Regions from separate parts of the Homo sapiens genome. Here region 2 is linked to region 1. Evidence: chromatin loops called from intact Hi-C (ENCODE). Cell type or tissue: endothelial cell of umbilical vein. All regions are shown on one strand. Links, peaks and the distances in the headings refer to the core of each region. The heading gives the core; the rest is flanking DNA. Region 1 has its middle 9.9 kb from the start of FOXCUT. Region 2 has its middle 56 kb from the start of LINC02521.

The links. Peaks named below come from ENCODE experiments on the same cell type or tissue, not always from the same donor. Only the 100,000 strongest peaks of a DNase experiment are listed, where the experiment ranks them.
Region 2: it touches region 1 in a loop (4-fold over the local background); 2 of 110 quality-filtered maps call a loop at or near these places.

What each region holds. Positions count from the first base shown.
Region 1 is chr6:1,587,460-1,603,788 of GRCh38, forward strand. No RefSeq gene overlaps it. Among named protein-coding and RNA genes, the nearest start is that of FOXCUT, 9.9 kb to the right of the region's middle. RefSeq lists enhancers at 6,727-7,244, 8,449-9,002, 8,879-8,928 and a silencer at 10,039-10,273. In endothelial cell of umbilical vein, for the core only: a CTCF peak has its summit at 8,952 (motif pointing right); a DNase peak (open chromatin) is centred at 8,992; H3K27me3 peaks cover 182 bases.
Region 2 is chr6:2,570,214-2,586,542 of GRCh38, forward strand. No RefSeq gene overlaps it. Among named protein-coding and RNA genes, the nearest start is that of LINC02521, 56 kb to the right of the region's middle. In endothelial cell of umbilical vein, for the core only: no CTCF peak of the experiment used is centred there; DNase peaks (open chromatin) are centred at 6,608 and 8,698; H3K27ac peaks cover 3,783 bases.

The DNA of each region.
Region 1 (16,329 bases), core at 5,611-13,610:
CCAGAGAACCGACGCCAACAAATTCAAATGAAGAATTTCTTTTTTCATTGATTCAAGAAAGGCTTAATAGCTCTGGCAGAAACTCTCCAGAAAAATTTACCTTTGGGCAGTCATGGCCCAGCACCAGACAAGAAAGCTTTCAGCCTCAAAGAATTTGGCAGAAAGTTATGAACAAGTGAATAAAGGAGCTGGAAATGAGACTCCATAGATCACTGCCACGAACCTGTTTGCTCCTGTTAACACCAGGCAGCGCCGGTTCTAGTCTTGACTCCGGCACAATTCCCCAGGCAGTGAGACTTGGCTCACCTGGCTTGGCAGCTGCAGCGTTACAACCCATGAAGGCTTTTGTGCGCTTATGTTAAGTGACCTTTATGGAAATATCATGTGCTGTCGACATCACAGGAAAACCCATATACTTATCCTAAAGCCATCTCCATGCAGAACCTTGCCTGCTCAGAATCAATCCCATGGTAACCCTTCCTGCAAAATATAGACCCACATCTAAGAGCAAGTTGTCCTGAGTTCATGGTAAGCGTTTGTAATGTTCCCGAACTTCCGCCAATCCACAATGTGGAAATTCACGTGAAAGTAAGGACATTTTCCAAAGAATATGTGGCCCCAAACTATCTGTGCCTGAATTATCAAGATAATGCGTGCTAATACCCGGCACTGCCTTGATTTATCTGATGACTCGACTCAAGTCTCCACGTCAGTCACACGTCATTAGTTCTCCAAATGAGCAAAATAAACAAGTCTAAAAGTTAAAAGTATGAAAGTGACTGTCTATCTACTCTATTTTGCCGAGTAGTTAATTGTTATTTCTTACTTGAGTCATCATCATCGATTTTTGTTTGTTGGTTGGTTTTTTTGTTTTTTGAAACGAGGTCTTGCTCTGTTGCCTAGGCTGCAATGCAGTGGCACAATCCCGGCTCACTGCGACCTCTGCCTCCTGGGTTCAAGCAATTCTCCTGCCTCAGCCTCCTGAGTAGCCAGGATTACAGGCGTACACCACAACACCTGGTTAACTTTTGTATTTTTAGTACAGACGGTGTTTCACCATGTTGGCCAATCTGGTCTGGAACCCCTGATCTCAAGTGATCTGCCTGCCTGGGCCTCCCAAAGTGCTGGGATTATAGGCGTGAGCCACCACGCCCAGCCCATCATTCATTGTTAACAAACATTTATCAAGTGTGTGTTCTGGGCCAGGTACTGAGAAGACAAAGATGAATAAGAAACAGATGTTGCCCGGCATTATAATTACAATGGGCAGTGAAGGCTATTTTCCTTCACTCTTACCACAAGGCCAATGCTGTACAAGGTGCTTTGCAATTTCATTTATTCCCCAACAATTATAGTCAATTCCATTCAAAAAATCTTTGTATGAAACATTGCCAGCAATATGAGAGTGATTGTTCAGAGCAAACCTTCAGTCTTCAAGCAGTGTTTGGTACAGAGTGGGTATTTGATAAACGGCAGCTGTAATTGTTACTGTTTACTTCTTTCAATTGGGACAGAAATTACATCTCACGGGCTGTCTCCTAGTACTCAGCACAGTGACTGGCACATAAGAGGCCTTTAACTACAATGCCATCATGTTTTCTCATGGACAGAGATGACTGATATGAAGTCTCAAATTGCGCAAAGTAAAAGAGGCACATTGAGAATTCATGACTCCCTTGATTGATTGGTTGATTGATTGACTCCCCTTCCAAAAGCCCATTTTAGAGCAATCTTTTAAACATACTATTATGATCTGGTGGCTGGGCATGTGACACTGTCCACACAAGACATATGAACAGGGAAGGAAAAGCCACAGCATTTCAACAATAGTCATTACAAGACTGGGATTGGCCGGCAGTGAACTTCGGCCAAGGCACTCCTGAAATCTTTGTGTTTGGTAACTGAGGTGGAGATGATTATCAACGCACCCAGAAAAGCAAGATCAAAGGGAAGTCACTACGAGTTTCTTTCTTCTCTTGGCAACTCCAGGTCTCATTCACCTGTGCACTGCCCACACCAGGCAGCGTCTGCTCCTCATCATGGTTAATAAATGCTTCTTACACAATCAGGCATGAGAGAGGAGCGTGTCCATTTCAGTGCCTGAAAACCAGGCAATGATCCCCTAATACCTACTTAAAGAGAAAAGAGAGCAACCATCACTTCACTTACGCAAGACAACGGGAGGGAATCTTTCATTTCATTGTGGCCGCCACCCTGCCTGCCCTCTATCCATGAGGGAAACAACACCAGAAACCAAGCACTGGGGCAGCACCTCAGCCTCGGACACTCCCTGTGTATTCTGTGCACCATCCATCCAGTCCTTATCGGGGTGTTTCCCAAAATAAGCCTAGAGAACACAAATCCAGGAGATCATCCCATGGTCAACTCTGTGAGACGCCTTCCATACCTTGTGATTTCAAAAGGTACATTAGCTGCTGAAGGCTCTGGAAAGGTCTGCAGCAGGAAACAATTCAACGTCGCTCATAATTCCCAAGTTTATACAATTGCATAACCCGTGTTGCTGGTTCTCTACGGCACTCAGCTTAGGGAATGGTGCCCTACGGGGGCAGCGTCATAATCTCACTTAGGAAAAAGTTGATAAACCTCCCTTTTCATGAAAATGTGAAAAGGCCACATGAAAGAGATCCTTTACGTGAAATATTTTTCCCTAATATAGCCCAAGAGGGCAAAAACGCCATCCCTAAGTGAAATTATCCTCTCCCCCAATTTGTTGAACATGCTCATATTCCTAGTTCAACGATGATGAAATGCTGGTCTTTAGGACATCCCAGAACTCTGTTATTGTTGGCAGGTAAATGAGGCTTAACACCAGGTCCTTCTGCACACCCAGGGATGCAGAAGGTGTTTGGTGGGTGATTTCCTTGATGGATGTAGAAAGACAACCTGGAGAGACAAGCTTGAAAGACTTCAAGGGGCAAGAAAAGTAAAGAGTTATTTCCCAAGTCATGTCTTCACCAACAAAACACTGTATAAATGCAATTAATTTTTTTAATGGTTTGACATTAGATAAGACCCAAAACTCACTTCCTAGGAGTTAACCATTATCCACAATCAACAGATCTTAAAAATGCACATTGGCTGCATCAATATATGATCAGCCCTCATGACCCACAGATTCCATATATGTAAATTGTTCTCCTAACTAAAACTTATTCGTAACTCCCAAATCAACCCTGGTGCTGCTTTCCCAGTTATTCGTGGACATGTGCTGAGCGGCAAAACGTTGGAGTTTCCTGATGTGCATGATCCTGGCTGACCATGCCACGCTCCAGCTCATGTGGTAAACACGCACCCTGTCCACAGCTGATTGAGTGCCCCATTTTCACGCTTGTGTTGGTGGTTTCAAGTCCAGGGTAGCCCCAAACACAGTGCTGAGCTATGTAGTGTTTCTGAGCACAGAAGGCGAGAAGCCAGGTGTGTCGGTGAAACTCCATTCAGGCACAAGTGCTGGTGGTGTCACTCTGAGTTTAATGTTCATGAATCAAAATCATATATTAAATATAGTGACCTTAAACAAGAACACACATAAAACAAAGTGTAGGTCAGGCATGGTGGCTCACGCCTATAATCCCAGCATTTTGGGAGGTCGAGGCAGGAGGATTGCATGAGCCCAGGAGTTTGAGACCAGCCTAGGCAATATAGTGAGCCATCATCTCTATGAAAAAAATTTTTTTTTTATTAGCCAGGCATGGTGGTGTGTGCCTGTAGTCCCAGCTACTCGGGAGGCTGAGGTGGGAGGATCACCTGAGCTTGGGAGACAGAGGCTGTAGTGAGCCATGATAGTGCCACTGCACTACAATCTGGGCAGCATAGTGAGTCCCTGTCTCAAGAAAAACAACAACAGAAAAAAAACTAACAAACAAAAACAAAGTGTAGTGGTCAGTGGACAAAAATGTGACCAGAGGCTTGCAGGAACCCAACCCTGTGCTTCTCCTAGGAGCAATGGCTCATGATGTGCTGAGTCAGTGTTCGTGGTGACTTTGCAGAACGTAACTACCGCGATCATGAGAATCAGGTGTTGTATTTGGATAGCAATGAACAAAGTTTCTGTCAAGAAAATGTCTTACAGAAGTTGAACAGGATGGTTTCAAGAAAGTGAACAGACTATGGGTGAGCCTGGGTGCTGTGAGATGCCAAACCTGGGGAAGAAAACAGAAGCCGTCATCCGGCTGCCAGGCATTCTTCCTCGGGCCCTTTCTGATAGGGCATGCAGGTAAATGTGCTATTTGCACTCAATCTGCAGCCAGTCTGTCAACCCTGTGTGTGACGCTGTCTTCTTTCTAATTCTTTCTCATTCTACCCTCAGCAGTTTTTTTTTTCAATTCCTAACAGAAACAACCAAATGATGCCCCAGATGCAAAACAGTATTCCCAGCAGGGTGGCTGCCATGCTAAAATATTGTTCTTTTCTCGGCTAATTTGTGGTCAAGATCTACTACATTCGAAACATCATGACAATAAAGTACGGCTGTAATCGCAAGCAGCTTTAGGAAGGTCTGCAGGCATCAGCAGACATTTTTCACACAGCAGTCTCCCCCTTTTCTCTAAAGAATTTTGGAGATCATTTCTGAATGAGGCCAGGCTCACCTAACAGTGGCTGCATCACCTGCAGCTGCGCCAGGCCAGGCCATGCAGCTTCCACTGACTTCAAGGAGAACTGGGCAACATGGCAGAGGGTCGAGTCCACACAGACAAAGCTCCTGGCAACATCAGTCATCACAGCTCAGCCATCATGGAACTCCACAAACACCAGCGTGGCCCACATTCAATTCTGGAGGACAAAAAGCTCAACATCTACAGTCCTACTTCCTTCCGGTATACTCTACCTACCCCTCTCCACACACACACACACACACACACACACACACACACACACACACACACACAGACAAAACATCCTCAGCAACATGGATCTTGCTTAATCTTTAATAAAATACAAGCTTCTTCCCATGCAGCCATAGAAAAGAATGAAATCATGTCCTCTGCAGCAACATGGATGGAGCTGGGGGCCATTACCCTAAGAAGCAGAAAATCAAATATCTTATGTTCTCACTTATGAATGGGAGCTAAACAATGGGCACACGTGGACATAAAGATGGAAATAATAGACATGGGAGACTCCAAAAGCGGAGAGGATGAGAGGAGGGGGAGGGGCAAAAATACCTATTGGGTACCATGTTCAATATTTGGGTGTTGGGTACATTGGAAGCCCAGTTCCCACCATGACACAACAGACCCATGTAACAAACATGCATGTGTACCCCGGAATTTAAAATAATTTTTAAATGTTTAACCCTAATATAATTGTGAGGAAATAATTTAACAAATCCAGATGGTGGCACATTCTACTAGACAGCTGATCTGGACTCTTCAAAAATATCAATAACATGAAAGACCACAAAAAGCAGGGGCTCATTCTAATCGATTTAAACAAAACTTAAATAACATGACAACTGAAAAAAGCATATGCATGCCCCTAGACTCAGCCCATGAGCAGAAGGTTGCAGCCAGGTAAGTCTGATTTTGAGGTATATTCAGTGGAAAAGACACTACAAGGAAAGCGCTTTCTGATCATCCCCCGCCCCCAGGTGCGGCATGCACAGTGCGTGATGTGATGATTCTGCGGCTAGAAAGGGGTACATTCATGGACTGAAAGAGCACATTTTTCCTTTGAACTAAGGAAAAGATCCTTGGGTGATGTTGAAGGCTGTGCGGAGTGTTTGTGAGGAGTGAGGCAATTCCCAGGGATTTTTCTTCTACAAACACACAACGGGGGTGAGAAAATCAGACACAAAGTCAGGCTTCATGAGGCTAAGGAAGAACTTTTCCTCCTTTAGCGAATTTTCTGGAAGCCCTGCCGAGGCTACCCCCACCCCATGAACGCATCCAATGCTTTTGGGAACCTGTGCTAATCTGTCGGGTTTCTGCATATCTCTTTGCCCAACCAAAGGGACCCCAGACCCTGCCACCTTTGTCCGGAAGAGCTGGCCTCGGAGGGACAGAGACTCTGAGCCTGCGTCCCAGGAAGAAAGTCACAGGTAGGAGCTTCGGGCCCCCTCGCTCTCCCCAGCAGCACCACCCACTGGCAAAGGACCCAGGTCTCTTTCTCCAAGGGACAGGGGGGTCGGGAAAAAGAAAAGACAAGACTCTCCTGTGGGAAAGAAACACATGTGAGGGTGCTGGAGGGTTTCCTTCCTTCTTCTGGAGTTTTAACAAAAATAGACTCTGGGATGAGGTTGTAGGACAAGGAAGTGCTCCCTTGCTTGACTGGTGTTCTTTCTGCCCTCACTGGAATCTGCTTGGCAGCCGAGGGCGGTGACGTTCCTGTAGCTTCCGTGGGGAATTCAGGTGCGTGTGTGTGCGCGTGTGTGTGCGTGTGTGTGATAAGCTGTTTTCATTTTACCATCCTAAAAAAAGAAAAAGTCAGACGAAGGCACAGAAAACGGCTGAGGAATTCCTGGCAAGGGCAGACTCACCCACTTACTAGCTTTCCGCTTAGCTTGCCACCGGGACACTTCGATAGTCCAGGAGACAAATCTGCTTCCTCTCTGGGGCTCTCCCGGTTGAGAGGTCGGCGGAGTTAGCCGTCATCTTTCCCTGTAGGTTCTGAGTCTATCAAGGTGCAGCCCAAATGCAGAGGAAGCTCCCGCACCCAGGGTTTCCCCTGGCGAGTGACCGAGCCCCTCTGACCAAACGCGCGCTCAGGCGCCTTATGGATCACACGGTTCCAATGGCCCGGGAGACAAGCAAACGTGCCAAGCGTGGGCTTCGATAGAATACTCGCCTCACCACCGTGGCACGGAGAGAAAGCCCTGATTTCTCTTTCATTCCTAAAGGGCTAGAATTCTGTCGTCTAAAACCTGCCTCATGGAAGCCCGTGGAAAAAACTGCCTGCGGAAGAGACGAGGTTGTGAGCGCTTATAGCACAGATGGAGCAGAGTGACCACAGCTGAGGGAAAACAATGAACTTTATGTTCTTCCAGAACAAATTACACACTCCCCCCAGCCCATAAAGGCTTTTTATGTAACTGCAGTCAGGCAATACCTGGGCAGGGAGCGACTGCGGGGGATCCCACATCCCTGCGCGGCTCTTGCCTCGGGCAGCCCCACCACGCCCCTCCCAGCACCCAGGGTGTCTCGGCCCTGCCCAGCCGGGACCCACCTCGCAGGCCCTTTTTCCCACCGGGATTCAGGCGTTTCATGCTGACTTGGGCCCTCGGGGGCCACGGGCCAAGGGAGGAGGGAGGGGCAGGCACCTCGCCATGGAAGCTGGTCTCTGGAGGAGCCCCCAGCCTGGCAGGGCGCTGGGTGAGACAGGTGGCTGGCCACCAGCCGTGGTGGCGAGGAACAGCGTGGGCTGCAGCGCCCTCACCATAACCGATGGCGACAACTGAGGCAGGCCCAGGACTTAGAAATTAGCATTCAAAATGTACAGCCTAAACACCCTGCACCAAAAGCCCAGCCTGCTCTCTAGGCGTTCCATCAGCCGTCCATGCTGAAATGTCCTTCAACCTCACCGCCCCCTGCAAGCCCTCCCGCTCTCCAGCCGTGCGCAGGCAGGCCACGGTCCCCCCCACCTGTGTCTCGTGTGACAACAAAGCAGAGGAGGAAAGGGAGGGGCTGAGCTTGTCACGGGGGGGTGGGGGCCTGCGACACAATAGCGCGCAGTCCTAGCTGCTTTATTGAGGATACTGTGTTGAATAAACCAATGACTAAGAGAGACGAAGGTGAGCTTTCTGTAATTCCCGGGAATCGTCGGAGGCAGTTACAAACATTTTGTTTTATCAGTTAATTTCACCCATCATGCCCCCTCGTGGGAACCACAATTGAGGTCTCTCCACAGGCTGTATTTTTAGGTGACGCACCCACATCTAAGGCAGCCAGGATGGTCGGAAAGTGTCTGCCAGCAGACTGGGGATCCCCAGGGGCCCCATCAGCCCAGGGCTGCTCCTCAGGATGGCCGCGGGGCCGTGCCGGCCGGGGCACACCAGGCCAGGGTGGGCGGCTGTTCCTGGACCCCAGCGGGCGTCTGCCTCCCCTACAGCGGGTCCGGGCACCCCGGGTCTACTTCCAGTTCAGAAGCGCAGCACTGAGTAGGGTGAGGTGGTCATGGCCCCTTCTTCTCTCAGTGAGCATCTGGACCCTGGGGGCCACGTGCCTCACACAGACTCTCCAGCAGCTGCCTAGGTGTGGATCGCTTTAGGAAACTCAGCTCCTAGCTCCCTAACTTCTGCACACACTCTTCCCTGAAATCACTGGGCCTGAGATTGCTCCTCGGGGCTCTCCTTCCCACCTCCCTCCGCGGGTGCCAGCCTGCACTTTGCAAACCACGGGGGGCTTGCACCTCCCCTGGCCCTCCTCCGCCTTCCCACCCTCTTCTCTCCCCGCCTCCACTACCCAAGTTTACCGTGGAGCACCAAAAGAACAGCTTGGTTTAGGGGGTCTTCTTTGAGGAGGGGTAACAACGGGGTCAATATTAATTTTGGAGATAATGTGAGCCACGCTGGCCAAGCACAGCCCTCAGCCCTTTCAGCAGAGCCGTGTGCTGCACACACATCTTCAGCTTTTCTGGGCCTCCGTTGCCTCTGGGTACATTTGGATTTGAAGCTGGAGAGAACCGAGCAGAAAGCAAGGAAAACGAAGTTCATCGAGGGCTTTTTGGCCCGCGGTAGGGGAACAGGCCCACCGAAGCACACCCCGGTTTCCCACAGTGACGTTCAGCTGCTCTCTCTCCCTCATGAGCTGGAGTCACGCTACGGACCCAGCCGTAAAGCCCTTGCGGTGTATTTCCACTCCAAATGTGGTAGGAAGGTCCTTGGCTTGCAAATGCTTTGTCCTAAGGCTCAAGGACTTCACCTGGCAAACACATCTCACCACCTTGCTGGTGCGAAACCGCCTGGGCTTTCACTCCAGCCGAGGCGAGGCATCTAAGTGCGCTTCTCCGGGTTGCCACTAGATGGCATCAGAGCTCCATCACGGTCCCTGCCCACCGGCGCCTCAACTCAGACTGGATTCCTGCTGGGGAAACCGAAAACAAAAGGAGGGGAGGGGGCGCGGGTGGGAAATAATTTGCCAATACTTTCTTATGAAGTTGAGAAATAACTAAAGCCACCGGTTCCAGTCTTGAAAACCAAGGCCCATTGGCAGTGGGTTATCAGAACTTACTAACTTTAGAGTCACTGAAGTTGGTATACAATGCCCCACTGTTAAATTGGTAAATAATCCAAACAAACAAACACAAAAAACAAGGTCCAATTCTAGCTTATTTGGAATCATAAGAGAACACCATGCATTAAACCCATAGCAACTAAGTTTGCAACAAATAAGTACAAAAGATGGAAGCTCTCTTTAATTTGTAGCCCCAAATAAAATGCCACTGATCGCATCCAGCATGTCTGAAACAGGCTAGTAAATAACGGATTTTTAAAAGCAATTTCTTTTCTGTAGACGCTGATGGACAAGAAAGCTCATCTTGGCTGGAGTTGAACATGGGGAACTTCTTGGTTCCTCTCACTCTTTCCTATTCTCAGAGCCTCTCTTCTGTTTAAGACATCACCTAAGATCCCAGGCTCCTCCTCCCCCTGTTACAATGTGCAGAGTGAAGTTCCAATAGTCAACTTGCCAAGAGACAAGGCTTCATGAAAATTCTCCCCCTGGGAAAGCCAGAGTCATTTGCCCTGGAGGCTCACAGGGACACACACACACACACAACCAGCCCAGAAAAAACAAAAGAACAGCCCTCAACCCTCCTTACCAGCCCCCTCCCCCCAGCTCCAGTTCTGGCCCCTTCCCTGCCTCTGCACCTCCCCACGATAAGCCCCAGAGATAAGATTATGCCAGGTGACAAGGGAAATCCACACTCCCGAAGACTGTGCCCCTAACTATCCCCCCCATCCTCATGTTAATTCTCAGTGCCTTCATTTTGTGAATCAGCAAATGTTATATAAATGATTTACCATTTAAAGGTGCGATAACATCAGACCAGAGGGAGATAAGGGGCTTTGTGTGACACTTGAAGCCATGGTGTTGGGAGTCACGGAGGCTTTCCTTCTCTGGCTTCCCAGGGCTTTAGGCCCCTTGTTTATCTCTTCCTCTCACCAAATTACTTCGGGCCATTTACACGTCTCCTTCCCCCACCAGCTCAGCTTCCTTCTCTTCCCACGCCTTCTGTGAGGCTCTCTGCCTGTCCCACCGCTGGTCCCATGCTTATTGGTGGGGATTTCTCAGAGGCTTCTCTGGATGTGTTCTGAGCTCTCAAATGGCAAACAGTGTTTTTCCAAATTCTGTTTTCCCACTGTGTAATTTTAAAACCTACACAATCATACAAGCATCACCCCCTGACCTCGGCCATCATTTTTATTTTGCATTTTCTTTAACATTCTCCATCCAAATGAATCCATCTGCAGCTCGCCATTCCAGGCTTTGCAAAGTCCTCATTCTTCTTTTTTGGTGTGATCCCATTAAGTTGATGTTTTTAGTAGTGGACATCTAGTTGGCTTAAAATATTTCACTGTTGAAAGCCTCACTTGTGTTTAACATCGAACTCACACTGGAGTAAACTAGTATGATATGCATGTTAGTCATTTATGCATATTTACAAATCTAAATATCTGTTGCGACATATAAAGGATGACTTTTCCTAGACTTCATAGCTCCCTTTGTTTCAAACTATGATGCAATTTTTTCTGAAGCTCATTGAGACGGCTTATACACAAACTATGATGGGGGAGAGGCACAGGCAGGTGCTCTGAGGGGAAGACTTCCTTGGCCCTGCAGGCATCTGAGCCTCTCCCAGCCATGCTGCCCGCCTCTGTCTGCGGCTTCTTTCCTTAGCAGAGTGAGACGCGAACACACGGCTCCCGGCAGCATGGGGACCCTTCGACTCTCGCGACAGAACCATAACTTCAGAGCCCCACCACACTCTCTCACTTGCGGTTTATCCTCGTGTTTTAATTTCCTGTATTTACAGTTTTTCTCAAAGGCATTCCGAAGGTTCTCCATTGAATCATCTCACTAAAACCCCTCTTAAAAGACAGCTCAAACGTCTAAGTTATAAGAGATAGATATGATTCATTCCTTTGAGAAAAAATAAACTGAGGCACAGCTAAGCCCGTCGTGCCCCTGGGCCTGATGGGCCGGCGGGGCCTTGCACTGCCTGGTCTAACCTGTGGCTGCTGGTGACCAGGCTGTGTCCCCCGGACCTCCTCGGCCTTCAATGGAGGAAGGTCAGATTTCTCAGTCAGATTTTGCTTGGAGAGCCCAGCTATTTCGTTCCATTGAAATAATTGGAGAAGTTCTTTTTTCCACAGGCATCCTGCCTGCACTTCATCGTGTGTATTATTTTGGATTTGCTTCAGAAAGAAAAATGGCCTTTCACGGCGTTTACGGAATGTGGGCAGAAATTGGACCGGGCAGACATAGAGCTCCGCACAGAGATGGAAAATATTCAGGGTGAACACGCACACTCGACACCCACGCTCCCGCAGAGAAGCGAGCCCCAGCGCTGGCCCCACACCTGAGTGCCTCCTCCGCCGGAGACCCGCCAGCGGCCAGGCAGCCTCTGCTCCCCAGGCCGGCCTCCGCACCTGCTTTATCCGCCCTTGGGTGGCTGCGATAGGAAGGTCCAGAAGTTTCCTGCCCGTGTGCACTAAAGTGCTCCGTGTGCCTGCGCCCCGGGACCCACCTGCGGAGGCCTGGAGAGGCCCAGCCAGCCCAGTCTCCTCTGCACCTGAGGAAAGGAAGCGGCTGCCCCTAGAACGGAGGAGCTGGCTGAGAAGCTCAAATCCTGGGACCGCCCCCTGCCCCCCTCCAAGTTCTGGATGCCAGTGGGTGCGGGTTTCCCCTGCTGTCTTCACCAGAGGGGCCTTCTCTACGCCACCTCCTCCCTCTGTCCCTTCTCCTCCCCAGGGCCCAGGGTCTCTAATGAAGGAAACGATTACGTCAAAGCAATCAGCACCGAAGTTTCAGAGAGGTCCTGTATCTTTTAAAACAGAAAGGACAGAAGGCGTCTCAAGCTGCAGCCAGAAGGTCCGCAATCCAGCCAGCAGACGCCAAGGGACGCTCTGTGCATGGCCATCCCGGGGGTTTCAGAGGCATCACCAAACAGGGGAAGGGGAGCTTCCCTGCGACGTCTCTCCCTGTCACACAGTTTGCTCCCTATGGTCATCAATGAGCCCTTCCAAATATGAGGGAATTTGCACCACAGTCCTCGTGCTTCCTCAGAGAAGGTCGTCGCAGTAAAAGGCCCATCACACTCTTTCTTCACAGTTCTGGACTCTGATCTCTTTTCTGATGCCACCCCCATTCTGTCTTCTATCCCTCCACATCCACCTAATGTCAAACTTTAAAAATAATGCATATTAAATGGCCAGCAATTGGTCACCTGGGGGAAGATGAATTGAGGCCATCCAGGGACACACCAGAGTGAACCCTCAAAATTCCAGAAACTCTTCCTAAGAGAAAGAAATTATGCATCCATCATTTTCTTTTTGCCCCAAATGTAGACACAACATTTGTTTGCCTGGTGGATAAAACTGAAAGTTATGCTAATATTGGAAACCCAGATCTGGGCATATCAGAGAAATTTGTTTTTAAAGGGACATTGCTAAGGACTTTGAATCCAGCACTTGACCTGTATTTCATATTACTCTGATCTAGTCGGGGATGCCTTCTAGGTTCTAAATGCTTAATTGGAAAATGTCTGGCACAGCCAGAAAATAAAGCCCAACTCTCCTTTTATGAGATTTACAGCAGACTGTCAACACCATCTGATAATTGAATCTCCTTGAAATCGGCAGAGCTATAGAGATATCATCAGGAAAGCTGATGTACAAACAAGCAAGAAGAAAAAAAAAGAATTAGAAAAACTGATTTTACTCCATTTAATGCATAATCAAGGGAAATGCAAAATTTGCCCAACTAAGGAGAAAGAGAAATACGAGGTATAGTTTTCTCAAGCTTTGTTTAGAAGCAAAAGGATCCCTCCACTACACTCCAGCCTGGGTCACTAAGACACACACACACACACACACACACACACACACACTCTCTCTCTCTCTCTCTCTATATATATATACACACACACACACACATATATGTATTTCCATATATATATGGAAATATTATTGTCATGCATTAGCTCTTTTAAAATATCCAAAGACAACCTGAAATGAACAAAGCAGGAGGACCTGGGTGAGTCTGAGCCCATTCCAGAAAAAAACAGTTGGCAGCAGTAAGAGTGGTGTTTACTAGAAAATTAACCTACTTCCAGCAGACAGTAGACAATGTGACTGATATTAAACAAAATGCGTGGATGTGTTTGCCTTGATGTTCGAAGGGTGGAGCTGCATCTGTTTTCCTATTATGTAAAACCCCTGCCCCGCTCCTGCCAAAACATTCTCCCAGTGACACGTCTGCCCGCCTCTGGATGCGTTCCTTACTAAAACAAATACGCCTAACACCGCATCTTTGATAGCAAATGCTCACAAAGGCAAACAATGAAAACTCCTAGGGTGCGTTTCTTGGGATGGCACCGGGCACCATGCGGAATTGCCACACACAAAAGCAAAACAGTGCTCCTGGCTGACTGGGCCAGGCCCCAGAGGTCAGCAACTTTTAGTAACTTGCTCTTTCTCGGCGAGTAACTAATTTCCCCCGCTCTGGGCATCCCGCAGTCCTTCCCTAAGAAGTCACTCTGTGTGTAGATGTTGTCTCTTTGAGGAGAGTGATAACTACTCAAGCAAACCATTCTTATAAGCGCACACTCTCACGAATAAAAGGAGAGTGTCTCATGGACGATACTGGCACCCTATAAAAGTGCAATTCAGCCTTATCTAATCTGGTGCGTGTTTCATCACAGGGACATGCAATAATGGCAGCCTTTGTGCTGAAGGAAGAAGGAAAAGCTCTCACGCGCGGGCGAGGTGGCGGGGGTCTGTGACCCGGCCCGGACTTTGTGCCCAGCTCTCAGTGAGGACTTCGCGGTCCTGGGGCCAGTAGGTGAGAAAATGATGGATGGGCCGGGTGGGCGACGGCAGGAACGGCCTGGAGAAGGCTTCCTCCTCCCATCTGCTCAGGAAGGACCTCAGCGCCAGACTAAACACAGGCCGGCGCGGCTGCGGTGTGCGAGCTCGCGCGCCGGCCGCCGGCCTTTAAAAGCACCTTCCTGCGCACGACGGGGAGACACCGGGAGACCAGGCGCCCCGACCCATCGGCTGGTCTTGAGGAGAAGCAGGACCGCCCCAGACTGTCGCCGCGGCCGGCAGGGCCGGGCGCTCCGCGGGGAATCTGGGCCGCGGTGCCCTGTGCCCCACTCCGGCAGGACTGGGCTTCCCCGGCTCTTCGAGGGAAGACCGCACAGAGAAGACCCTGGGCACCCCTGTGGCGGGCCGGACCCCGGGAAAGTAGGGCCCCTGCTGCCCCGCGCACTTGGTGGCCAAACACCTCCGGAGCCTGAGGTCTTGGGCCTCCTCTGGCTCTGCGTCCGGGGTTCTCTTCTCTCCCCCAAGGGTTGGCCTTTGGGTCAATCGTCCAGACCCAAGCCAAGCTTGTGTTGGGCAAGGGAGGAATTCCTGGAAAAGGAAAAAGCCCCTGCCACCCTCCGCCCTTCATTCATCTTCCCTGCCACCCACTCTCTCCTTTTCCCTGCTCCTACCCCAACCCTGACCCTCAAGGCCTACCTGGCCAAAGACAACAGCTGCGTTAGTCGCTAGGCCTTGGTGGGACTGAAGGCGGAGGAGCCTGGGCATCTGCTGGGGGAAGGCCGCACTAGACTGCAAGTCCTGGGTAGAAGCCCTCCCCATCTTGGGCCAGCTCTCTTCTGAGAGCCTCAGTTTCCCTCTCTATGATGCCAAGGGCTTGACTTTGGTGACTTCTGGACAGCCCCGGCATGGTGTCCTGGAGGTGAGCTACAACCTGAAACCCACCTCCTGCTGCCCATCCCTCCTCCAGCCTCCTCTGGCTGACGTCTGCCATGGGTCCGAGAGGAACTGCTCCTGCTTCCTCAGTGTTCTGAGGCTCCTGGCCTGCCTGCCTGCCTGCCCATCTGTCTGGAGCTGTGGGTAAGAGCGGGCCCACCATTGAGGCAGGGGCAGAAAAGAGCCTCTCTGCTTTATTTGCTGTGTTTTCTGGAGAATCTTCCTTGGGGAAACTAAATGAAGGGAAAAGCAGGAGAGGAGCCACCAGATAGCATCCAGGAGGAGAGAACAATGCATTCACCAGCAGGTCCTTTATTCGTTTATACAGAATGTCTGTGTCCAAATATATACCATTTTTCTGTGCATGCGCGTATACCAGTTTCTCCTCATAGCACTGGCGTGAGCATCTCTAGAAGAGTATGGAAGTGTGCAGATAAACCAGACCAGTGCAAGTCAGTATGTGTACACATATATAATAGATTCAACGGTTGCTGTGGGTAAACATCCTTCCCATAATAATTAGTATTTAGCTTCATGGATGTCTGCAAAGGGTGCTCTGTTACACACCCAGCTGCTAGAAGAAAGCCAAACACGGAGCAGGCCTCTATGTGTTTGTTGATTACATGGATTAGTAAACGTATCATCGATCTGAAATGCACATTTTTTTTTTCATTTTAGCAACTGAAACGGAGATGAGATTTACCACTGATGATATTTAATAATTTAGTTTTTTCCCCTCTTAGTGGCTCATAAGCACTGTACCTTATCATAAGTGGCGTCTTAGATCCAGTGAGCCTGTGCAGAGTGCAACTGCGAGGGCTGTGTAATCTTGGGAAAGCTCTCTCTTTTCTTTAAGCTCAGTTTCCTCATGTGTAAGATGTAGATCATAATATCCATGTCAGCGTCCTTGTGAGGATTAGGTGAAAGGAGTGTTTAAAGCACACAGCAGGATGACCGCATACTAAGTGTTCTGTGCATCCTACCAGTCTTTATAATTGTGGTTATGAGTGTCCGTGTTTAAGATTGGAGAAACATGGAATAAATTTGCCTCTCATTAGCGTGCACACTCTGCCCCAAACCCCTTTTTTTGTGGGGGGAGGTGCTGCTCCATCTAGTGAGTGGGGAGATTTTCTAATTCCCACTGGGGTCCTTGTGACCCCAAGCCAAAGCGGACCTTTAGTAAATGTAAATTCTGCATTTCTCTGCTGCCTTCATTTATAGTCAACCCGGTCGGACTAAAAAGAACTACCAGGGCGACCATAACTAAACACTACAGAGCAAGTGCCTCCTTTCCTCGCAGACATTTATTTCTGTGGAAATTCGCCTGTTTGCCATAGTTTGTCTTTTCTTATTTCTTCACTTCCAAACTAAACAGCCCTAATCCGAGCGCATAC
Region 2 (16,329 bases), core at 3,504-11,503, 980 kb after region 1:
TCATACATAGAGATCAGGTACATATTTTGTTAGATTTATACCTAAGTATTTCATTTTTTGGTGTTATTAAGGGGCATTGTTTTCTTATTTTCAGTTCCCAATTGCTTGTTACAGAGAAGTTGCCAAGAAGAATATGATTTTTTTATCTTTGTTTTTTTGTCAGCAATCTTGCTATATTTGTTTAATAGATACTAGTCCCTTGTCAAATATGTGGTTTTCAAATATTTTTTCCTGGTCTATAGCTTGTCTTTTCATTCTCTTAAAACTTTCACATAGCAAAAGTTTTTAGTTTTGATGAAATCCAATTTATCACTTTTTTCTTTTATGAATCATGTTTTTCATGTCAAGTCTAATAACTCTTTACCTAGCCCTAGTTCGCAAAGATTTCCTCCTATTTTTTTCAAAAAGTGTCATAATTTTTAATTTTAATTTAAGAGCATGATCCATTTTGATTAATTTTTATATAAATTTAATAAGGGTTAGTTTAAGGGGTTTCTTTTTTTTTTGCCTATATATGTCCACTTGTCTACTATTTGTTGAAAAGGCTATACTTTCCCCATTGAATTGCTTTTGTACCTTTGTCAAAAGTCAATCGGGCATATTTGTGTGCATCAATTTTTGTGTTCTCTATTCTGTTTCATTGATCTATATATGCCTATCCCTCCCCCAATGCCACACAGTCTTAGCTATGTAAGGAATCCTGAAATTGGGTAGACTAATTTCTTTCAATCAATCTAAATTGGGTAGACTAAATTCTTTCAAGAATTTCATCTCTTTTTAAAAATGTTTTTGGCTATTCTAGTTTTTTTGCTTTTTCATATAAATGTAGAATAAGCTTATCTATAGCTACAAAAAAAAATCTTGTTGAGATTTTGGTAGGAATCTCATTAAACCTGTTTACTAGTTTCCTATTACTGCTTTAACAAATTCTCACAGACTTACTGGCTTAAAACAACGAGTTTATTCTCTTACAGTTCTGGTGGCGAGAAGTCTTCAGACATATTGGACTGAAGTTAAGGTATGGACAGGGCTGGTTTATTTTGGAGGCTCTGAGGGAAGAATCTGTTTTCTTGCCTCTTCTGGTTTCTAGTGGCCGTCTGCATGGCTTGGCTTAGGACTCCTTCCTCCATCTTCAAAGTCCATTGCTCCAACCTTTTGCTTCATTTTCACCTCCCACTTGCACTTCTGCGTCAACTATCCCTCTGGTTCCCTCTTATAAGGACACTTGTGATTACATTTTAGACGCCCAAAATAATCTAGGATAGTCTCCCAACCTCAACATCCTTAGCTTAATCACAAGTGCACAGTTCCGTTTTTTTGTTTTTTGTTTTCTGAAACAGAGTTTCCCTCTTGTTGCCCAGGCTGGAGTGCAATGTGCAATCTCGGCTCACTACAACCTCTGCCTCCACGGTTCAAGTGATTCTCCTGCCTCACCCTCCCAAGTAGCTGGGATTACAGACATGTGCCACTATGCCTGGCTAAATTTTTGTATGTTTAGTAGAGACGGGGTTTCACCATGTTGGACAGTCTGATCTCGAACTCCTGATCTCAGGTGATCGGCCCACCTCGGCCTCCCAAAGTGCTGGGATTACAGATGTGAGTTACCATGCCCAGCCCAGTTCCTTTATATAAGATAGCATTCAGAGGTTCCAAGGATTATGACCTGAATATATTCACAGATTTTACTCCTTCCAGGGATTATGACCTGAATATATTCACAGATTTTACTCAATCTACTATAAACTGTGTATCAGTGTGGGGAGAATTGACATTTTAATTATTTTAGCTCTTCCAATTCATAAACATGGTATATCTCTCCATTTATTTAGGTCTTCTTTGACTTCTTTTGTTAGCATTTTGTAGTTTTCAGCATGCAAGTTCTATATATTTTGTTGTATTTACCCTAAAGTGTTTCCTGCTTGTTAGTGATTATAACTGTATTGTATTTTTAATTGAGGTGTCCACATTTTCATGGCTAGAATATATAAATACACTTGATTTTCATACATTGGTTTGTCTTCTATCCTGTAACCTTGCAGAGCTTGCTTATTAGCTAAATAGTTTATTAATATGATTAGTTTAGGAGTTTTTGTGGATTTTGGGGGGATTTTCTACATAGATCATCATATTATCTACAAATAGGAACAGTTTTATTTCGTCACCTCTACTCTGTACGCCTTTCATTTTATTTTCTCGCCTTATTGCATTGAATACAATTTCCACTACTGTGTTAAATGGGAGTTGAGAGATGGGACATTCTTGCCTTGTTCTTAATCTTAGAAAGAAAACATTCAGGTGGGGCACAGTGGCTTATGCCTATAATCCCAGCACTTTGGGAGGCAGAGGCAGGTGGATCACCTGAGGTCAGGAGTTCAAGACCAGCCTGGCCAATGTGGTGAAACCCCATCTCCACTAAAATACAAAAATTAGCTAGGCCTGGTGTTGGGCCCCTGTAATCCCAGCTACTTGGGAGTCAGAGCAGGAGAATCACTTCAACTCAGGAGGCGGAGATTGCAGTGAGCCAAGATGGAGCCGCTGCACACCAGCCTGGTCAATAAAAAAAAAAAAAAAGTAAGAAAACATTCACTATTTCACTATTAAGTATATTGTTAGCTGTAGGGTTTCTGTAGATGCTCTTTATCAAGTAGAAATTATCCTCTATTTGCATTTTTCTGAGAGTTTTTGTTATGATTCAGTTTTGAATTTTTAGAAAGTATTTTCTTCACCAATTGATTTAATAGTTTTTTTTAAGCATATTAGTATGGTAGGTTACATTCATTGATTTTGAAATATTTAAGCAGCTTTACTTTACTGAAGTATACTTTACTTGCTCATGGCATATATTTTTATGTATTGCCAAATTCTATTTGCTAATATTTTGATAAGATGTTTTGCATCTATATGGGTCTGTATTTTTCTTTTTTTGTACTGCCTTTTTCTGTTTTTTTTTTTGTACCAGAATAATTCTAGCTTCATAAGATGAATTGAAAAGTATTCCCTTTTCTTCTATTTTTTGAAAGAGATTGCATAGAGTTAGTGTTAATTCTTTAAACATTTGGTGTAATTTTTCAGCGAAACCACCTGGGCCTTGAGATTTTATCTTTGGGGTGTTTTAAAATTATTAATTCAATTCCTTTATAGTTAAATGGATATTTAATGATCTATTTATTTTGAATGAGTGGTGGTAGTTTGTGCTTTTCAGTAAGTTGATCCATTCATTTAAGTTGTCAGATTTATTTATTTTAGTATCACCTCACTATCCTTTTGATAGCTGTAAGTTCTCTAGTGATCTTTCATGCCATTTCCGGCATTGGCAAATTGTGTCCACTCTCTTTTTTCTTTGTCAGTCTTCATACCAGCTTGTCAATTTTATCGAACATTTCAAAGAACCATCCTTTAGTTTCATTGATTTTCTCTCTTTTCTTTTCAATTTTATTGATTGGTGCTCTGATCTTTATTATTTCTTTTTTTTCCTGGTTTTGTGTTAATTTTTCTCTTCTTTTCCTAGATTCCTGCGGTGGGAGATTAGACTATTGATTTCAGGCTTTTTCTCTGTTCTAATGTAAGCACTTAGTAATACGCATTTCCTTGTCAGCGCTATTTTAGTTGTATGCCACAAATATTTTTACATTGTATTTTCACTTTCGTTCAGTTTAATGCATTTTTTTTAATTCCCTGGAGACTTTCTCTGTTATCTGTGGTTATTTAGACGTGTATTGTCTAGTTACCAAATGTTTGGAGATTTTCCTGTTATCTTTCTGTTACTAATTTCTAATTTGATTTCATTTTAGTCAGAAGTACACTCGGTACAATTTAAAATATTTTTAAAATTTTGAGATTTGTTTTATAGCCCAGGATATAGTCTATCTTAGTATATTTCTGTGGATGCTTGAGGAAAATATATATTGTGCTATTTGGGGGCAGAGTGTTCTATAAATGTCAATTCAATCCTATTGGTTGATGACGTTATTGAGGTTTTCTGTATCCTTGCCAGTTTTCTGTCTTGTTATTCTGTCAATTATTGAAGGAAGTGTTGTGGAAGTTTCCAATTATAATTACAGATTTATATATTTGTCTTCATTCTATGTATTTTTTCCTTCACATATTTGACATATTTCTCTATTGTTTGGTGCATACCTTAGGATTGCTATGTCTTCTTGGTGGACTGAGCTTTTAATCATTATGTAATATCTCTGTTTCTGGTAGTTTGCCTTGCTTTGAAATCTACTTTATCTGATGTTACTATATAGCTAATAGTGATTTATTTTGATTTATATTTGTATAATATATTCTTTATTTTAATTTTAATCTGCCTCTATTGTTATAGCTGAAGTGAGTTTCTTTTAGACAGCACATATAGCAATTTTTAAAATTCAATCTGCCAATCTGTGTCTTTTAATTGAGTATTTAGGCCTTTACATTTAGTGTAATTTTTGCCATGTTAGGGCTTTAGTCTACTTTTTTGTTTTTGTTTTCTGTTTACTCTGTTTTTTATTTGTTTTCTTTTCCCGCTTTCCTGTCGGGCTACTTGAACATTTTTTAGAATTCCATTTTGATTCATCTATCATATTTTTGAGTGTATTTCTTTGTTTAGCTTTTTCAGTGATTATTCTAGGCATTAGATTATATATACATAACATCACAGTGTACTACATATTGCCAGTTTAAGTAAAGTGCAGAAATCTTACTTCCCTTATGTCCTTTTATCTTCCCCCATTTAATAACTATCTTAAATGTTTCTTCTAATAACTATATCAGTCATCAAACATAATTTAGGAAACTTAAGAAAAGAAAATGTATTTTATTTATCACATTTTTCTCTTTCCATTGTTCTTTCTTCCTTTCTGATATTTCAAGATTCTGTTTTCTTTTTTTAAGGATTTCCTTACTTGTTGGAGAATCTCCTTTAGCCATTCTTTTAGAGCAGGTATGATGGCAGCAAATTATCTTTATTTTTCTTCATCTGAAAATATCTTTATTTTTCCTTCATACCTTAACATTTTCATCAGATATAAGATTCTGGGCTAATAGTTCTTCTATTTCAGCCTTTGAAAAATGTTGTGCCGCTTCCTTCTTGCATCCATGGTTTCTGGTGAAAAATCTACTGACATTTGAATCACTTTTCCTCTATAGGCCAGATGTCACTCCTCTCTTGCTGCTTGTAAGAGTTTTGTTTTGTTTTTAGAATGATGACGTGATGTGTCTTGGTGTGGATTCCTTCGGGTATATCCAGTTGAGGGTTTGCTTGACTTCCTCAATCTGTTAGTTTATGTCTTTGGCTAAATTTGGGGAATTTTGAATCATTATTTCTTCGAGTACTTTTTCAGCACCACTTTCTTTGTCTTCTCCCTGTGGGACTCTGATGACCCTGATGTCATGTCTTTTATTATAGTCCTCCAAGTTTGTGAGCGTCTGTTTATTTATTTATTTTTCTAGCCTGTTTTCTTTTAGTTGTTCAGGTTGGGGAACTTCTGTTCTAACTTCAACTACTGATTTTTTCCTTTGTCTCCTCCATTCTGGTGTTGAGCCCATTCACTGAGTTTTTAATTTTTGGTTATTGCATTATTTCAACCTTCAAATTTCCATTTGGTTCTTCTTTATGCCTTCTTTTTTGTGTAAACTTTCTATTTCTTTTCTGAAACTTTTATTTTTTTTTCTTTTGTTTCAAATTTGTTTATATTTGCTAGTGAAGCTTTTTTTGTCATGGCTGCTTTAAAACCTTTTCGGATAATTCTAACATCTTTCTAAGGTTGGTGTGGGTGTCTATTGATTGTCCTTTTTCATTCAGACTGTGAGTTTCCTGGTTCTTAGTATGATGAGTAATTTTTTTATTGAAGCCTGGACATTTTTGGGCATATAAAACCCTGGATCTTTTTTTTTTTTTTTTTTTGAGATGGCGTTTCGCTTATGTTTCCCAGGCTGAAGTGCAATGGCGCGACCTTGGCTCACTGCAACCTCCGCCTCCCAGGTTCAAGCGATTCTCCTGCCTCAGCCTCCCGAGTAGCTGGGATTACAGGCATGTGCCACCACACCCAGCTAATTTTGAATTTTTAGTAGAAACAGGGTTTCTCCGTGTTGGTCAGGCTGGTCTCAAACTCCCGACCTCAGGTGATCCACCTGCCTCGGCCTCCCAAAGTGCTGGGATTACAGGCATGAGCCACCACACCTGGCCTAAAACCCTGGACCTTATTTAAACTTTCTGTTTTGCTGGCTTTCTGTGGCAATGCTCCAACAGGGGAAAAAGAGGGGCACTACTTATTACTGATTGGTGGGGGCAGAAGTCCAAGTTCTCTGCATGATGTCCAATGACACTATGAGAATGGGGAGAGGCAGGAGGCTCATTACTCACTATCGTGGAAGTCCCAGCTCCCAACTCAGTCCTCTCTGACACCACCCCAGTCGGGGTTTAGGGCTCATTGCAGCCTTGCAAGAGTGAAGTCTGGGCATCCTATCTGGCCTTTATTTGTGTTGGGCGGTGGGGTGGGGGTTGGGGGGCAAAGTTTTTTCTGTGCTGTTTGCCTGGAATACAGCAGTCATTGTCTAAAAGTATCCTGTTTTGCTAATCTGCCCTTTTCCTGGTCCTTTAGCTAGAGAGAGCAGGCTTTTGTTGGGGCTTTTTTTTTTGTTTTTTTTTTTTCCTGTGCCTGGGTTTCTGCCTTCTTCAGCTCCAAGACAGGGATATATGAGAGAAGAAGATAACCCAGCGAACTCACCGCTGTTTTTTCCTTAGCCCGTCATGTCCCCAGCTGGTCTGCCTTCTTCTCCATCTTTCAGAGTCTTCTTATATTTGTTTTGTAGATAATGTGCATGGTCTTTAGTTGTACTTAGAGGGTGGAAAAGTGGATGACTTAGGGAAAAGTGGATGACTCTATCTTCCTGGAAGCAGAAGTCCTAGTGAGTAATTTTTGTCCCATTATTTATTTTATGATTATAAAAGATATACCTATTCTTCAGAGAAAACTTAAAAATTGTAGAGAACATTTTTAAAAATCATCTATGATTCCTATGTTCACTGCTAGCATTTTCTTTTATTTCTAGTTTTTAAAAATTCATGTATAAATTGTAGATCTCTTTTCCTAAAACTAAGGATTACTGGCAATTTTCATTTGTATATTATATTAACATATAACATACTATGAGTATTTTTCTTACAAATATTCTCTGAAAACATAGTTTTGGTAACTGCGTACTATTACCATTATGACTAGATTTAACCACTGCCCTATATTGGACATTGTTTGTAATTGGAAATTACATTGGAAATAGTTTGTAATTCTCTGATTCTCTAAATAATGTTATAATAATAAATATGCTTATAGATATATCTGGATTGCAGTTCAGATTATTTCCCCAGGACAGACTTGTAGAAAGTAAAAAGACTGGTGCCATTTTAGATTTCCTTACGCACACTGCCAGTGTGATTTCTACAAAGGCCCAGCGTAGGTACTATCCACCAGCGCCAACTCTGAGTGTTATCACTAAAATCTGCGTGGATAAGGACTTCTCAGGAAGACTAAAGCCACTTTGATTTTATGGAATAATAGAATTTGAGAGCTTGGGAGGACAGTAGAAGTCACAGTACCTACCACTATGATTTTATTTACTTATTCATATTTTAAAGATGGGATCTTGCTCTGTTGCCCAGGTGGAGCACAGTGGCATGATCATAGCTCACTGCAGCCTCAACCTCCTGGGCTCAAGGGATCCTCCCACCTCAGCCTCCTAAGTTGCTGGGACTACAGGCATGTACCACCACATCTGGCTAATGCTGTGTTTTTATAGATGAGAAGAAAAGTAACCAGAGAGGTACATGTAAAGGAACCAAGATTTTTCTAGCCTGGAGCCTTGCTGTGGCCTTGAAGAGGGCGGACACCACCTAGCCTTGGAGCACTACCTGAATCCTTGCTTCCCCTGATTAAAAAAAGAAGAAAGAAAGAAAGAAAGAAAGAAGAAAGAAAGAAAGAAAGAAAGAAAGAAAGAAAGAAAGAAAGAAAGAAAGAAAGAAAGAAAAAGCAGGTCCTATATTTGTAACTAACCTGGCAGAAGGAGTCACAGTACTGTGAGAAGGGGAGGGTGATACTGCCTTTGCACCACCAAGAAACCTGAAGATCTGTTTCATAAAGCAGTTATAACCTGTGACAAATTCTTAATATTAGCCTCACTTCCCCATTCTTTTGAAACGCACTTGAAAAGGGGGTTAGGGAGTAGTGGAGGGATCCCGGGATTTGGGTTAGAGTTCTCTCTTCTACTCCTACAGGGACAAGACACAGATCCCTTCTGAGCTCCGAGTTTTACCTTTACAAGGAGAAGGCTGGCTGAGATGCCTCTGGGGCTGCCTCCAGCTTCAGGGACCTGTTGTCCTGCTGTGGTTAGAAGAACCCAGCAGCCCACACCATTGCTGTGTGGCTCCACAAAGCCACACGGCCTCCTCCATGCCCTGGTCCACAGGGCCTCACCCACAGAGCCCATACCTGCTCTCACCTCTAACCCCAGGGCACATCAAACCTACCTGTTGACAAAATTACAACCCATTTAGCTGTAGGTCTCATTGGCTTTTATGCATGATTCATGAACCAGGGCAGCCTCCCTTCTATTAAACAGAATGAGAGATCTCACTGGGCAAGAGCAGAACAGTGGGTTTGGTAAGGTGGGAACAGGGAAACAAGAAAAAAGCTGACTGGTTAGCATGAGGATACTTGTTTTGGAAGGTTTGGAGAACGTAACTTCCTTATTATGCTGACTCAGTAGACTGGAATCTCCTGTTTTCAGGAAAAACTGGTCTGTTTTGGGCCCTATTTGCTTCCTTCAAGTTTCAGTTTGATGATGTGACATTTGGCATGAGTGATTCCATTTTGATTTGGCCTGGTCTGTTGGGGCCTAGGGCAGGAGTTCAGTCTGAAGCGGTGGACTCTCATCATCTTTGTTTAATGCCAGGTTTCTCTAACCCATTTTCAGAGGTGGAATCACAGCCTTTGAAGGGACCAGAGGGGTACTGGGTGATCTTGGAGCACAGGAAGCATATTCCTGGTGTCTCAGGGCCCGGTGACTTTCATGGAGCCCTCCGGGCCCCAGTGGGCTGCGCACTGATGGATGAAGTGTTTCTGACAGGGCCCACGTCCAGTCAGTGCATTCGCAGCTCCCACCGCCGCAGGGCCTGGGTCCCGGCCTCTGGCCAGTGTGCCTGTGCGTGACACATTGCAGCCGCGTTTTCCAAGTGAGTTCAGTGGTACTGACAGGATCCACATTTCCAGTCCGCAGCCAGCCACACACACAATATTATCTGTGAATGGAAACCGTCACTGTAGATTTCTGCTTGGGTTTTGGCAGCTGCCCCTGATGGGAGAGTGCATGTCACAGACCTAACTGAAGTCAGAGTCCCCTCTGCACAGACAGCAGGGCTTGGACAGACCATGAGTAATGAGCCACGTTCTCAAAGCTCCCGGGAGTCTGCACTTCCTGCAGAGAGACATTCTGGTGAGGAATCAGCAACGCTTTCCATGGGGGCAGTTTTACCAAGCCTGTCATGGAGACAGGGCTGTGTAGGCTGGACTAGAAGGGTGCTGGGATTGTGGAAGTGTCTGGATGGTTCTGGAAAAATCTAGTAGCCATATAAAAGGAAAAAAAAAAAAAGGTAGGGTGTGGGAGTGGCAATGTGGAATTTCTTGGAAATAAAGAGAAAGAAAATAACAAGCCTGTTCTCTTGGCCTTGACCTCTCGCTGTACCCCAGGCTACCGACTAGACTGCTCCACCGGCTCTCTGATGTCACCTCAGACTCAACTTATCCAAAACTGAGGTCATCCTCCCCCAGACTGGCTCCTTGTCCTAATTCTGTCAGCAAAACCACATTTCCAGACACCCAGAGCCTGCCTTTGGGGAAGCCTTTGGTTTTTTTTTCCTTCCTATTGAATCTGTCCCCAGCCCTGTTGGTGATTATTGGTCTCCGGGTGTCTCTTTCTCTGACCTTTCCGAGTCATGATTTCAAAGTCATTGCTCACAAAAGTGAACAGAATTAAAGTAACCATAAAAGAAAAGGAATTTCAAAAAGGAGAACTAAACCCAAAATTGGAATAAACTGGAGGATGCCCCATTGCTTCATCCTGCAGACACCAGCCCAGCCCAGGACAGCACCTACACGTCAGCGCCGGTGCCTCCTGAGCCACGGCTGAGCCAAAGCCCACAGTCCACATCGTCTCTCAGGCTTGGAGCCCGCCTGCAGCCTGCCACGTCGAGTCCCATGTTTTGTGGCCACCTTCTGTGCACAAGCCCCTGACCCAACCTTTCCTGCCGTTCACCATGCCTCATTATTATGCTCTCCTCCATCCTCCCACCTGCCTCCTGAAATGCCCTTCCTTTGAGCTGAACTCTGTGAGTCTCTCAAAGCCCAGCTCAGCTGTGCAACTTCCGACTCGTGTGGCTCTTCCTGACTTGCTCCTGCTCTGAGAGTCTGTCGCACCCACAGCAAGGACATGGCCATGGTTACAAGCTCAGGCCCCAGAACCAGAAGTCACCTGTATGCAGTAGCTGTGCGGTTTGGGCCAAGTCACTTAACACTTCAGAGCCTTCATTGTCTTATCTGTAAAATGGGACTAATCATAGTCCCCCAGACTTGTAAGGCTGTAGAGAGAATTGAATAGGATATTGCTCACAATGTGCTTAGTATAGTGCCTGGCAATGAATTAAGAATCATTCAACAAATTCTTGTTGTTGCTCTACTACTTTTTCTTATTCTCCCATTTGAGCTTTTTCCTATTTGTCTGCTTTAATTTGTCTGCTTAATTACATTAAGGCCATCTTATGTACCCCATTAAGTTGTAAGGTCTTGAAGGGCAAAAGCAGTGATATCTTTCTAGTGTGTTCTGCCCTGGTGGGCACCTCCCTACACCAGACACACATGCACGTACACACGGGACACTGCTGGACAAATAACTGGGAGCAGAGTGAATAGCTGTGGGTTGTTAAACTTCTCGGCTATGTATGGAGAGGAGGGAAAAAATGGGGCCTTTGTTATCTCTAAGGAGGAAACATGGGCCCAAGAGAAAGAGGAAACGCTGCCAACCAGGATAGCTAGTGAAAGGGCCTTCCTAGGAGACACAGTTAAATTAAATCAACTGTTAACCTCAAGGAAGGGTAGACTAATGTGATTTGGCTTCAGGGAATTTATAAAATAGGTGACAGAAGAGCTGGTAGGGAAATGACAGCTTCCAATTCAGGATTTCAGACCCCATGTGAGAAGGAATTAAAGGAGTAGCATAAAAGATCTCAAACAGTAGAACTGATGTCAGACATTCGGTGATTTTATTTGATCCAGGAACAAAATAGATAAAGAATCCCTCCATTTTTGAGTCAAAATTCCAAAACCATTTCTCATCAAACAAAACCGAACTAAAAGGTAACGTCGAAGCAGAAACCAATAAAAGAGAATTAAGGACAGGAAAAATGAACCAAAATACTCTAAGATTCTTTTAGTATGTCACGCTAAATTAAAAGACATGCAAAAACAGCCCTCAAATCCCTAACTGGCTTCCCAGTCTGGGAGTTACCAGAGTTTCTGCTTGTCCTATTGTTGTTTTAATCAAGCCCCAGGGCACTGATACTATCTCTTTTGGTTTATTCATTTCTTCCATATTTGTTTTTCCTATCTTTAAAATGCACCATTGTATAGAATCTGGGCATGGCTTCAAAGATTACCCCACAATTCAACAATGGTCTACACTAAAGCCCAAGTCTCCCTCTCTCCTAGACTCCAACCTGTTGGAGACTCAGTCAGCAATTCATATCTCCTCCAGCTCCTTCTCTGTCAGCCACTGGGTTAGATCACAGTGGGTTAAAAACAATTAGAAAGGCACGTGAAAGACCGATGGTTTTGGCTTCCACCAGAGAAGAAGTAAAAGATGCCTCAAAGGAGAGGTCTGTCCACTAAAACGCAAAACAAAATGACAGCAGCAATAAAACAAAACAAATCAAGAATGCTAGAATCGCTCCACACAGTAGATGCTCAACATAGTAGATGTGTGTTTTTCAGCTAAACTTCGATTTTTGGTTTCAGTACCCAATAGAACATCAAGGTTGGTGTGAGATGGAAGTGGGCAGGTTGGCATTCTGGCTTGTACTATTGGTGCAAGTTACCGGTCAGACTGAGCCCACGAGCAGTGTAAGAAATAAAAGTGATTGTTGCAGCGTAGGCTGCTGGGTCACACCTGCCTTTAAAGATATCAGCTTTCAAAACCGTGTTTTCTGCCATTATGATGAGAACTCAGTCACCGGTAGGGGCTGCTGCCACATTCCACTGTGCAGAAATGAGAATCAGATAGGCCACCTTCGTTTGCAATGAAAACCTATGCAGGCAGGTATCCTTTCTTCTCTATGATGTTTTCTTTTTTCATTTCCTTTTTATTAAAAATTTTTTTGATTGACATAATTATACATCTTTATAGTGATGTTTTGATATATATAATGTATAGTGGCAATCAGCATATCCTTTAGGTCAAATATTTATCATCTCTTTTTGTTGGGAACATTCCATATCCTCCTCCTTCTAGCTATTGACACTATCCGTATCATCACTGTTAACTACAGTCATCCTACCGTGCTGAAGAACACTAGAACCTATTCCTCCTATCCAGCTGTTCTTTTGCCAATCCCTCCTTTCCCCTACCCTTCCCAGGCTCTAGTCTCCTGTGTTCTTTTTACTTCTATGAAATCAACTTTTTTTTTTAGCTTCCACATATGAGTGAGAACACGTTGTGTTTAACTTTCTGTTCTGAGCTTATTTCACTTAACGTAATGTCCTCCCTTTCCACACTTATTGCTGCAAATGACAGTATTTCATTCCTCTTTATGACTGGATAGTATTTCATTGTGTATATATAACATACATTTTCTTCATTCATTTGTCTATGTTGAACACTTACATAGTTTCCATATCTTAGCTATTGGGAATAGTGCTGCAATAAACATGGGGGTGCAGATGTCTTAAAAGTGCCGATTTCCTTTCTTTTGATAAATTCCCAGTAGTGGGGTTGCTGAAGCATGTGATAGTTCTATTTGTAGTTTTTTGAGGAGCCTCCATGCTGTTCCCCATAGTGGCTGTACCAGTTTACACTCCCACCAATGGCATACAAGAGTTCCCTTTTCTCTATATACTTAACAATGTTTTTTTTGTTTGTTTGTTTGTTTGTTTGTCTTTTTGTCTTTTTGATAATAGCCATCCTAACTTGGGTGAGATGATACCTAACTGTAGTTTTGACTTGCAATTCCCTGATGATTAGTGATGCTGAACATTTTTTCAAATTTGTTTCCATAGTTATTGGGGCACAGGTGGTATTTGGTTTTATGAATAAGTTCTTTAGTGGTGATTTGTGAGATTTTGGTGCACCCACCACCCACGTATACAATGCACCATATTTGTAGTCTTTTATCCCTCGCCCTCCTCCCACTCTTCCCCTCAAGTCCCCAAAGTCCACTGACTCATTCGTATGCCTTTGCATCCTCATAGCTTAGCTCCCACATATCAGTGAGAACATACGATGTTTGGTTTTCCATTCCTGCATTACATCACTTAGAATAATAGACTCCAGTCTCATCCAGATCACTGCAAATGCTGTTAATTCATACCTGTTTATGGCTACATAGTATTCCATCATATACATATTCCATCATATATATATATATACACACACACACACTTACATACACACACACACACACATCACAGTTTCTTTACCTGCTGGTTGATTGATGGGCATTTGGGTTGGTTCCACAATTTTGCAATTGTGAATTATGCTGCTGTAAACATGCGTGTGCAAGTATCTTTGTCAAATATTGACTTTTCCTCTGGGTAGATACCCAGTAGTGGGATTGCTGGATCAAATGGTAGTTCTACTTTTAGTTCTTTAAGGAATCTCCACACTGTTTCCCACAGTGGCTGTACTAGTTTACATTCCTGCCAGCAGTGTAGAAGTGTTCCTTGTACACCACATCCATGCCAAGGGTCTACCGTTTTTTGATTTTTTGATTATGGACATTCTTGAAAGAGTAAGGTGGTATCGCATTGTAGTTTTGATTTGAGTTTCCCTGATCATTAGTGGTGTTGAGCATTTTTTCATATGTTTGTTAGCCATTTGTATATCTTCTTTTGAGGATTGTCTGTTCATGTCCTTAGCCCACTTTTTGATGGGATTATTTGTTTTTTTTCTTACTGATTTGTTTAAATTCATTGTAAATTCTGGATATTAGTCCTTTGTCAGATGTATAGATTGTGAAGATTTTCTCCCACTCTGTGGGTTGTCTGTTTACTCTGCTGACTGTTCCTTTTGCCGTGCAAAAGCTCTTTAGTTTAATTAGGCCCAGCTATTTATTTTTGTTTTTATTGCATTTGCTTTTGGGTTCTTGGTCATGAAATCCTTGCCTAAGCCAATGTCTAAAAGGTTTTTCCAATGTCACCTTCTAGCACTTTTTATACCTTCAGGTCGTAGGTTTAAATCCTTAATCCATCTTGAGTTGATTTTTGTATAAGGTGAGAGATGAGGATCCAGTTTCATTCTCCTACATGTGGCTAGCCAATTATCCCAGCACCATTTGTTGAAAAGGGTGTCCTTTCCCCACTTTAGGTTTTTGTTTGCTTTGTCGAAGATCAGTTGACTGTAAGTATTTGGGATTATTTTGGATTATTTCTGGGTTCTCTATTCTGTTCCCTTGGTCTATGTGCTTATTTTTATACTACTACCACACTGTTTTGGTGACTATATCTTTATAGCATAGTTTAAAATCAGATAGTGTGATGCCTCAAGATTTGTTCTTTTTGCTTAGTCTTGCTTTGGCTATACAAGTTCTTTTTTGGTTCCATGTGAATTTTATAATTGTTTTTTCTAAGTCTGTGAAGAATGATGATGGTATTTTGGTGGGGATTGCATTGAATTTGTAGACTGCTTTCGGCAGTATAGTCATTTTCACAATATTGATTCTACCCACCCATGAGCATGGGATATGTTTCCATTTGTTTGTGTTGTCTATGATTTCTTTCAGCAGTGTTTTGTAGTTTTTCTTGTAGAGGTCTTTCAACTCCTTTGTCAGGTATATTCCTAAGTATTTTATTTTATTTTATTTTTTGCAACTACTGTAAAAAGGGTTGAGTTCTTGATTTGATTCTCTGCTTGGTTGCTGTTGATGTATAGAAGAGTTACTGATTTGTATACATTAATCTTGTATTGAGAAAGTTGCTGAATTATTTTATCAGTTCTAGGAACTTTCTGGAGGAGTTGTTAGGGTTTTCAAGGTAAATGATCATATCGTCAGCAAACAGTGACAGTTTGACTTCCTCTTTACCGAGTTGGACACCCTTTATTTCTTTCTCTTGTCTGATTGCTTTGACTAGGACTTTCAGTACTATATTGAAGACAAGTGGTGAGAGTAGGCATCCTAGTCTTGTTCCCGTTCTCAGAGGGAATGCTTTGAACTTTTCCCCATTCAGTATTATGTTGGCTATGGGTTTGTCATAGATGGCTTTTATTATGTTAAGGTATGTCCCTTGTATGCCGGTTTTCCTGAGGGTTTTAATGATAAAGCGATGCTGGATTTTGTCGAATGTTTTTCCTGCATCTATTGACATGATCATGTGATTTTTGTTTTTAATTCTGTTTATGTGGTGTATCACATTTATTGACTTGCATACGTTAAACCATCCCTGCATCCCTGGTGTGAAACCCACTTGATCATGGTGGATTATCTTTTTGATATGTTGTTAGATTCAGTTAGCTGGTATTTTGTTAAGGATTTTAGCATCTATGTTCATCAAGGATATCGGTCTGCAGTTTTCTTTTCTGGTTATGTCATTTCCTGGTTTTGGTATTAGGATGATGGGAGCTTCATAGAATGAATTAGGGAGGGTTCCTTCTTTCTCTATCTTGTGGAATAGTGTCAAAAGGATTGGTACCAATTCTTCTTTGAATGTCTGGTAGAATTCTGCTGTGAATCCTTCTGGTCCTGGACTTTTTTTTGTTGGTAATTTTAAAATTACCATTTCAATCTTGCTGCTTGTTATTGGTCTGTTCAGGGTATCCAATTCCTCCTGATTTAAGCTAGGAGGGTTGTATTTTTCCAGGAATTTATCCATCTCCTCTAGGTTTTCTAGTTATGTGCGTAAAGGTGTTCATAGTAGCCTCAAATCATCTTTTGTATTTCAGTGGTGTCAGTTGTAATATCTCCTGTTTCATTTCTTAGTGAGGTTATTTGGATTTTCTCTCTTCTTTTCTTGGTTAATCTTGCTAATGGTCTATCAATTTCATTTATGTTTTCAAAGAAACAGCTTTTTGTTCCATTTATCTTTTGTA